2 separate regions of the Homo sapiens genome follow, and region 2 is linked to region 1. A link is an interaction called in ENCODE POLR2A ChIA-PET data of the cell type or tissue named here. Cell type or tissue: OCI-LY7. All regions are shown on one strand.

What was found. ChIA-PET counts read pairs that join two places held together with the same protein. Peaks named below come from ENCODE experiments on the same cell type or tissue, not always from the same donor. Only the 100,000 strongest peaks of a DNase experiment are listed, where the experiment ranks them.
Region 2: POLR2A ChIA-PET joins it to region 1 with 6 read pairs; 6 of 35 experiments call an interaction of 5 or more read pairs at or near these places.

The regions. Positions count from the first base shown.
Region 1 is chr4:139,320,892-139,325,891 of GRCh38, reverse strand. The region is part of intron 1 of NAA15 (N-alpha-acetyltransferase 15, NatA auxiliary subunit); the gene reads right to left. Among named protein-coding and RNA genes, the nearest start is that of NDUFC1, 21 kb to the right of the region's middle. In OCI-LY7, no CTCF peak of the experiment used is centred here; no DNase peak of the experiment used is centred here; H3K27ac peaks cover 810 bases.
Region 2 is chr4:139,186,640-139,191,639 of GRCh38, reverse strand. All of the region lies in intron 1 of LOC105379412 (a long non-coding RNA gene), which reads right to left. Among named protein-coding and RNA genes, the nearest start is that of ELF2, 12 kb to the right of the region's middle. In OCI-LY7, no CTCF peak of the experiment used is centred here; no DNase peak of the experiment used is centred here.

The sequences.
Region 1 (5,000 bases):
ATACTTTGGGAGGCTGAGGTGAGAGGATCGCTTGAGGCAGGAGTTTGAGACCCACTGTCTCTACAAAAAAATTAAAAATTAGCTGGGCATGGTGGCATGCCTGTACTCCCTGCTACTCATGAACCTGAGATGGGAGGACGGCTTGAGCCCAGGAGTCCAAGGCTGCAGTGAGCCGTGATGGTAACACTGCACTCCAACCTGAGCGACAGAACAAAACACTGTCTCTTAAAAAATAAATAAAATTGATATTCTTACTTGACATGCACAATGTAACTTTATTTTACATAGCTGATTTTTAAAATATTCAGGATTCCAATTGGTATTTTTGGTGGTGTGACTGGAAACACCTTTATTTGTTTATCGTATGTTTTTCAAAGAGACTCCTCGGTAACATTTAATCAGCATGATAATCCCATAAGCACAAAAGGTTTAATCCTTATTGTAGAGGTAAAATTTAGAAAACAAGTAACTTACCCCAGATTACATACCTAACTAGTGGCAAAATTTAAGACTATAATTTAGGCTCTCTGACTCCTGGTTAAAAGCTCTTTCCATCACCTACAGAAATTTTATTAAATGTTAAAGGTTATTAAACCCAAAATTTTTATCTTTTAAAAGATCTTCTAATCAACAAATTCAACTGTTACATTGCTTACCCAGTCTTATAATCAAATGGACAATAAAAATGCCCAAAATAAAGTGAGAAGTGAACATACAAAATTAAACTAGATAATCCCCTCCAAATAACTGACAGGAAAATTAAAAACTAAACCCCCCGCCCCTTGAATGAGATATGTTTACATTACAGCAGTTAGCTTTTTACTTCATCATACTTAGAACAGTAACTGAGTTTTAGATCCTAATGATTATGTTCTCAATTAATGAAATTCAGCTATGTCCTTATTGAAATTATATTCAATGCCATTAATTCAATTATCTCCTGTCAATGTGAGCTGTAAAAATAATTCAGAATGGCAGGCCCCTCCAAATAACTACTACTAATTCATTTCTCCTCAACAAGAACCAACGTGCATTTAAGTAAATAGATCTCAATTTTTTTCACGAAATGCACTACTTCTATAATAGGTCACTTATTACAAAGGAGAATAGAAAGGAAAAAGTAACAAAAAATATCCAATTTGGATGTTGGCCAGGCTGGTCTTGAACTCCAACCTCTGGTGATCCCCCTGCCTCGGCCTCCTGAAGTGCTGGGATTACAGGCGTGAGCCACTGCGCCCGGCCCTAAACTAACTTTTTAGGGAACTTACTTTGCTTTTATTTACGGAAAGTGAAATGCAAAATACTACATATGGTATACTTTCAACATATGTTTTACATTCAATTCACTTAAAACAGGTTTTATAAAGTGACACAGTAGACAGACATTTTCAGTTCTCCACAGAAGAATCATTGCATTAAACAGAAATACAGGTCTACATTCCCTCATCTGAAACTCTTGTGTTTGGGGAGTTCTTGAAATTTCAAAACTGTGAATAAGGATTTCCCTTGCTATGGAAGAAATGCCAGAGTATCTATTTGTCCTCCTACCTGTAACACCTGCATATGTTAGTTCAAAATCTAACATAATACTTTCAAAAATACTAGAAGAATAATGCAGGCTATTGTTTTTCAACAGGAATTAACATTTAAAATTTTAACACTCTGCTATAGAAACAATGAAGCAAAGAAGCAAACCAGGATATAATTAAAACAAACTGGGCTGGACTCATGCCTGTAACTGCAGCACTTTGGGAGGTGGAGGTGGGCAGATTGCTTGAGCAGGAGTTCCAGACAACCCTGGGAAACATGGTGAAACCCTGTCTCTACAAAAAATACAAAAATTAGCTGGGCCTGGTGGTACATACCTGTAGTCTCAGCTACTGGGGAGGCTGAGGTGGGAGGATTGCATGAATCTGGGAGGACAAGGCTGCTGCACTATAGCCTGGGCAACAGCAAGACTTGCCTCAAAAAACAAGAGACTGAATTGTTCTAATAGATAATAAAGTCGCATGTGCTAAATTCTGGCACCATACACTCTGAGACTTCTGCTCCCAAATGTATAAGAATAACTGACACTAGATGAGGTTCCTGCCAACTATAAAACTGGAAAGTAAACATAAAATAGCTGTTTTCAGCTGTTGGACAAAAGCCAATACAGGACTACCGTTTCAGAAGAGAAGCAGGGTAAATCCCAAGAAAAATCCCTATTTGTCTCTAGAAGCATCTTCCAGACTGCAGAATAGGTGTAAGAGGTGTAGGGGTGTGGGTGGGGGACCTAAACAGAGCTTAGCAGTCTCACTGACCTGAGTAGATATGAGAATTAGAAACTGCTGGAATTTATGGGGCAGGGTGCTACAGAGAACTATATATAGAAGAGGCTTCAGAAATCTGCCACAGGAGTTGGACACGGTGGCTCACGCCTGTAATCCCAGCACTTTGGGAGGCTGAGGAGGGCAGATCACTTGAGGTCAGGAGTTCAAAACCAGTCTGGCCAACATGGCAAAACCCCGTCTCTACTAAAAATACAAAAATTAGCCAGACATAGTGGCACATGCCTGTAATCCTAGACCTTTGGGAGGCCAAGGCCAAGGTGCATCACCTGAGGTCAGGAGTTCGAGACCAGCCTGGCCAACATAGTGAAACCACATCTCTACTAAAAATACAACAATTAGCTGGGCATGGTGGCAGGCGCCTGTAATTCCAGCTCCTCAGGAGGCTGAGGCAGGAGAATCGCTTGAACCCAGGAGCTGGAGGTGACAGTGAGCCAAGATCATACCACTGCACTCCAGCCTGGGTGACAAGAGCAAAACTCTATCTCAAAAAAAAAAAAAAAAAAAAGAAAAGAAAAGAAAAAGAAATCTGCCACAGGAATCCTCCATCCTCCGTCAAATACTAAGCTGAGGCTGGGAGCGGTGGCTTATGCCTGCAATCCCAGCTATTGGGGAGGACAAGGTGGGCGGGTCACTTGAGGTCAGGAGTTCGAGACCAACCTGGCCAACACGGTGAAACCCATCTCTACTAAAAATAGGAAAATTAGCCAAGCATGGTGGTGCATGCCTGTAATCCCAGCTACTCGGGAGGCTAAGGCACAAGAATCGCTTGAACCCAGGAGGTGGAGGTTGCAGTGAGCCAAAATTGCCCTATTGCACTCCAGCCTGGGCAACAGAGCAAGACTCCGTCTCAAAAATAAAAAATACACACATATACACACTCACACAGAGTAGGCTGAACAGGTACACAGCAAAGGTCTATGAAAGCTGGGCAAAGAACAATTACCAAGTAGCATGAGCCTAACAACTACTGGTGCTCATGCATGGCTGGCAGACATTTGAATTCCAAGTATCAAGTTAAGAGACTACGTTAAAGACTGCAGAATTCAGCAGAGATCCAGAAAGCTCACACCTTAGGAATAAGATTAATCTAGACCCATGTATTAGTCCATTTTCATGCTGCTGATAAAGACATACCTGAGACTGGGCAATTTACAAAACAAAGAGGTTTATTGGACTTACAGTTCCATGAGGCTGGAGGAGCCTCACAATCATGGCAGAAGGTGAAAGGCATGCCTTATATAGCAGCAAACAAGAGAAGAGAGCTTGTGCAGGGAAACTCCCCTTTTTAAAACTGTCAGATCTCATGAAACTCATTCACTATCATGAGAACAGCACAGGAAAGACCCTCCCCCATGATTCAATTACCTCCTACCAGGTCCCTCCCACAACACGTGGGAATTCAAGATAAGATTTGGGTGGGGACACAGCCAAACCATATCAACCCATCTTTATTAAAACTTAAAAACAAGCCTCAAAAAGTATAAGCTGATAAACAAGCAAATTGTCTGCCAAAACAAAACTCTATTAAGAAAGGCAAGAGGATCCAGACATTAAATATCCTAGGATCCATACTATACAAAATTATGGGAGGAAAATTACTATAAATTCCAAGCAGGAAACTAACCCATGACCTACAGGAGAAAGAAATCAATAAAAAAAGAGTCAGAAATATTAATAACAATGACGTAAGTAGCTGAGACTTCAAAACAAGTTACTATTATGTAACACTAAAGGATTTAAAGCAAAACACAAAGGCAACAAAAAAACAAATGAGGGGGCCAGGCACGGTGGCTCACACCTGTAATCCCAGCACTTTGGGAGGCTGAGGCAGGCAGATCATGAGGTCAGGAGATCGAGACCATCCTGGCTAACACAGTGAAACCCCATCTCTACTAAAAATACAAAAAAAAAAAAAAAAAATTAGCCAGGCGTGGTGGCGGGTGCCTGTAGTCCCAGCTACTCGGGAGGCTGAGGCAGGAGAATGGCATGAATCCGGGAGGCGGAGCTTGCAGTGGGCAGAGATTTCACCACTGCACTCCAGCCTGGGCAACAAAGCGAGACTCCGTTTCAAAAAAAAAAAAAAAAAACAAATAAGGGCCAGGCACTGTGGCTCAAGTTTGTAATCCCAGTGCTTCTGGAGTCTGAGGCAGGAGGATCACTTGAGGACAGGAGTTTGAAACTAGTATGGGAAACACAGTGAGACCCAGATTCTCCACAAAAAAATAAGTAAAAGGCTATAAATTTTTTTTAAGAAGAAACAGAAAATCTCAATGAAGAAATGGAAACTATTTTTAAAATGGAAATGTTTAATAGAAGTCACCTTAAGAAATTAGAAAAAACAAGAGCAAATTTAACCCAACATAAGCAGAAGCAAATAATAAAAACAGAGTCGATTAAATAGAAAAAAATTAGAAATATTTGGCTTTGGCAAAAGAAAAAATACGAAAAAATAAGAAAAACAGAAGAAATTTGTGAAATCAAAAGCTGGTTCTTTGAGAAGATCAAAAAAAAAATGAATAAATCTCTAGCTAGACACAGTCACAAAAGTGCACAGCACAGAATAGCTTATTAAAGGCCCAGCTTTCTAGCCAGAGGATAAAAAGAAGGTGGCTGGGTGAGGTGGCTCCCACCAGTAACCTCAACACTTTGGGAGGCCCAGGCAGGAGG
Region 2 (5,000 bases), 130 kb after region 1:
TCAATCATTCGGCTATAGCCAAAGAGAGCAATGTCACATGGCAGAAGTATGGCTGCTGGGGCAGAGCCAGGGCCTGGTGGTCAGAGAATGAGGCTGGAGTGAAAGCGTGTGAGAACAGAAGGAATTGGTAGGGAGCCTCAGAACTGATGAGATTAGACTGGGGAGTAAAGCAAGAATGTTAAACAGGAGCAGAACCCTTTTATGGCCCAGTATGGGGGTAGAAGTGATAATCAAAGTGAGGGTCACAGTGGTAGTAGGTAAATCAGTTACTTGAAATTTGCTTTCTTGGGTTAATCCTTGGAGGCTTTGAGTTATATTTATTAAGTGAGGCTATATTTCCTTATAGCATTTCAAGCTCATTTATTGTCTTTTAAGATATTTTTAAAGAGATGTTTTACCTCGTTATAGCTGGTTAAGAAGATTTTTCAGACCTGGCATGGTGGTTTATGCCTGTAATCCCAGTACTTTGGGAGGCTGAGATGGGAGGATGGCTTGAGCTCACGAGTTTGAGACCACCCTGGGCAACATAGTGAGACCCTAACATCTCTATAAAAAATAAATAAATAAAATGTTATAAAGGAGATTTTTCATATGCTACCCTTTTAATGCTATCATTTCAGACTGATGTTAACTTTGTAAGTTCTAAAGCTTAAAAAAATAAAATGTTTGTTTCAGACTGATGTGAACTTTGTAAATTCTAAAGCTTAAAAAAAAAAAGTTTGTTACCTGGTAGACTAAATGGCCTTAAGCCCTGGTAAATATATGTATGTTTATTGTAATCTGTCTTCTCTTTTTTTCCTCTAATCACATCTTCAAAATGTTTATCCTACAAAAATAAAAACAGCTAGAATGCCTGGAATATACAAAAAAGTCCTGCTTTTTTGTCTTACTTTTTCATCCTTTCACTCCATTCATTTCATCCCAAAAATCTGATTCTAGAAAACAGGATCACTGTAAAGATGTTGCAGTGGGAAGAGAATTCCACAAATTCAGTCACTTATATCACAGTCCGTGATACTACTTCTTAATCTCATTTCAAGGTATCTAGACCATTTAGACCAAAACCTTCTGTGTCGTCTGAAAACTCTACACTCAAAAAGCTCAGTGCTGGCCGGGCATGGTGGCTCAATGCCTGTAATCTCAGCACTTTGGGAGGCCAAGGTGGGTGGAGCACGAGGTCAAGAAATCGAGACCATCCTGGCCAGCATGGTGAAACCTGTCTCTACTAAAAATACAAAAATTAGCTGGGCGTGGTGGTGCGTGCCTGTAGTCCCAGCTACTCGGGAGACTGAGGCAGGAGAATCGCTTGAACCTGGGAGGCGGAGGTTGCAGTGAGCAGAGATCGTGCCACTGCACTCCAGCCTGGGGATAGAGCAAGACTCCGTCTCAAAAAGAAAAAAAAAAAAAAAAAGCTCAGGGCTATTCACTTGGTGCTGATAACCACATGTGCATCTTCTGTAAAACTTTTTCCGTTGCTGTTCTCAGCATACTGGCATTTGGGAGTTCAGTATATTAGGGCCTGAGAGGCACTAAATAGTTTATCTAATCTGGATATTCGGGACTGATGTTATAGGCACACCCTAATATCTAGTTCCTGCCTAATTTAACAAGTATTACATTAATGATTGAAGGGCTCTTTGGGCTAATGATAAATAAAAAATATTAAAGACTGAAATTTTTAATACACAATATAAAAATAATTAAATTTTCTATCACATAAATATTAGAAAAATACCAAAATTGGTTAATAGTAAATGTCAACTACCATATAAAAATACACAAGACATCCTGAGGAAAAACTGAAAAGCAAAATAATTTTGAACATACAGACACGGCTAGCTATAGTCAAAATTATAAAGTAGGCTGGGTGTGGTGTCTCATGCCTGTAATCCCAGCACTTTGGGAATCCGAGGCAGGAGGATCCCTTGAGTCCAGGAGTTCAAGACCAGTCTGGGCAACATAGTGAGAACCCTGTCTCCATAAAAAATAAAAAATTAGCTAGGGATGGTGGCATGCACCTGCAGTTCCAGCTACTTGGGAGGCTGAGGTGGGAGGATTGCTTGAGCACAGGAGATCCAGGCTGCAGTGAGTCATGATCGTACCACTGAACTCCAGCCTGGGTGGCAGAGTGAGACTCTATCAACAAAACCAAACCAGAAAACCCCCAAGTTATAAAGTAGATAATTGTCCACATTCAAGTCCACTGTTGGCTAATGAATTTTAGCTCTTTCCTATTTTCCTTAGTTTCCTAATTTCCCCAATCTCTCCCTGCCTCACTAGATCCAAGCCTGCCTCTGTCAATCTATACTTGACTTCCTCTCTTCCCCTCAGCTTCACTAGTTTGCTTGCCTCCTGCCCTGACTCAGCAAGTTAATTAAAGAGAGCCCGTTATTGCTAAATCCCTTCCTCTAGGCTCAAGGGCATCACCTAAGACCTTCCTCTTTCCCACTTCTCACTTCAGTGACCTCAAAAAGGGAGCCTGTGAAAATAAGAAAAACTGGATTCAAATTCCATTTCTGCTCAGCTGTATTAGGCAGAGGTATTATCTATCCTTAGGAGAGCACACTATAGGGAGAGGCTGGCCTGACACCCTGGGGATGATAATGAGGAGGAGGAGGAGGAGGAGGAGGAGGCTGGGCAGACTGTTAAGAACTTGCAGCCTGGAGTCAGCTAGTTTCCCCTGCTCACTTACTGGTGATTCTGGGAAAAGTCAGTTTCTTTTTCTTTCTTTTTTCTTTCTTTTTTTTTGAGATGGTGTCTCGCTCTTTCGCCCAGGCTGGAGTGCAGTGCTGCGATCCAGCTGCGATCCACAGAACAGCTGGGATTACAGGCCCGTGCCACCACACCCGGCTAATTTTTGTATTTTTAGTAAAGACAAGGTTTCACCATGTTGGCCAGGCTGGTCTTGAACTCCTGACCTCAAGTGATCTGCCTGCCTCAGCCTCCCAAAGTGCTAGGATTACAGGCAAGAGCCACCGTGCCCGGCCATGAGCCACTATGCCCAGCCAGGTCAGTTTCATAATCTAAAATATGATAATACTATAGTATCTTCCTGATTGGGTGATTGTGAGGATTAAAAGAAAGTGCATGGCCCGGCGCAGTGGCTCATGCCTGTAATCCCAGCACTTTGGGAGGCTGAGGCGCGTGGATCACAAGGTCAGGAGATCCAGACCACCCTGGCTAACACGGTGAAACCCTGTCTCTACTAAAAATACAAAATATTAGCCGGGCGTGGTGGCAGGCGGGCGCCTGTAGTCCCAGCTACTCAGGAGGCTGAGGCAGGAGAATGGCGTGAACCTGGGAGGTGTAGCTTTCAGTGAGCCAAGATAGCGCCACTGCACTCCAGCCTGGGTGACAGAGTGAGACTCTGTCTCAAAAAAAAAAAAAAAAAAGAAAAAGAAAGGGCACCACCGGACTCGGTGGCTTACGCCTGTAATCCCAGCACTTTGTGAGGCAGAGGCGGGAGGATCACCTGAAGTTGGGAGTTCGAGACCAGCCTGACCAACATGAAGAAACCCCGTCTCTACTAAAAAATACAGATTAGCCGGGCGTGGTGGCACATGTCTGTAATCCCAGTGACTCGGGAGGCTGAGACGGGGCATCGCTTGAACCTGGGAGGCAGAGGTTGCAGTGAGCTGAGATCACACCACTGCGCTTCAGCCTGGGCAACAAGAGCAAAACTCCGTCTCAAAAAAAAAAAAAAAAAAGAAAGTGCACCTATTAAGAAGATGCTAAATTTCAAAAGTATTTCATTGGTATTTAGGCCTCTGACCACATATAAGTATAGATATTATCAATTACTATACCTATTCATTTTTTATTTTTATTTCATTTATTTTTTTGAGACAGAGTTTCATTCTTGTTGCCCAGGCTGGAGTGCAACAGTGTGATCTCTCGGCTCACTGCAACCTCCGCCTCCCGGGTTCAAGCGATTCTCCTGTCTCGCCCTCCCGAGTAGCTGGGATTACAGGCATGCGACATCACGCCCAGCTAATCTTTGTATTTTTAGTAGAGGCAGGGTTTCACTATGTTAGTCAGGCTGGTCTCAAATTCCTGACCTCAGGTGATCCACCTGACTCGGCCTCCCAAAGTGCTGGGATTACAGGTGTGAGCCACCACGCCCAACCTATACCTATTCATGAGCTCTTATATATTAATTTTAACCATAAACCTATTTTCATTTCCCATTTTCCTTTCTATTATGGGAGTTTCCAGTCTGTATGTGGATTTACAGTATTTTTAAACTCTCCTCTCCTCTTCCCATTTATTCCATCCTTTTCTTTCTTTCTTTCTTTTCTTTTTTTTAGATGGAGCTCTGTCACCCAGGCTGGAGTGCATGGTGCGATCTCTGCTCACTGCAGCCTCCACCTCCTGGTTCAAGCAATTCTCCTGCCTCAGCCTCCCGAGTAGCTGGGATTATAGGCGTCCACCACCATGCCCGGCTAATTTTTGTATTTTTAGTAGAGACGAGCTTTCACCATGTTGGCCAGGCTGATCTCGAACTCCTGACCTCAGGTGATCCACCTTCCTCGGCCTCCCAAAGTGCTGGAATTACAGGTGTGTGCTACTGCACCCAGCCCCTTTCCTTTCTTTCTTTTTTTTCTTTTTGAGACAGGGTCTCACTCCGTCACCCAGACTGGAGTGCAGTGGCGTGATCTTGGCTCATGACAACCTCCACCTCCCAGGCTCAAGTGATTCTCCTGCCTCACCTGGGATTACAGGTGCGTACCACTACCGCCTGGCTAATTTTTGTGTATATATATACACATATATGTGTGTGTATATATATATATATATATATTTTTTTTTTTTTTTGAGATGGAGTCTCACTCTGTCTCCAGGCTGGAGTGCAGTGGCACGATCTCGGCTCATTGCAACCTCTGCCTCCTGGGTTCAAGTGATTCTCGTGCCTCAGCCTCCCAAGTAGCTGGGATTACAGGCATCTGCACCATACCCAGCTAATTTTTTTAGTAGAGATGGGGTTTCACCATGTTAGCCAG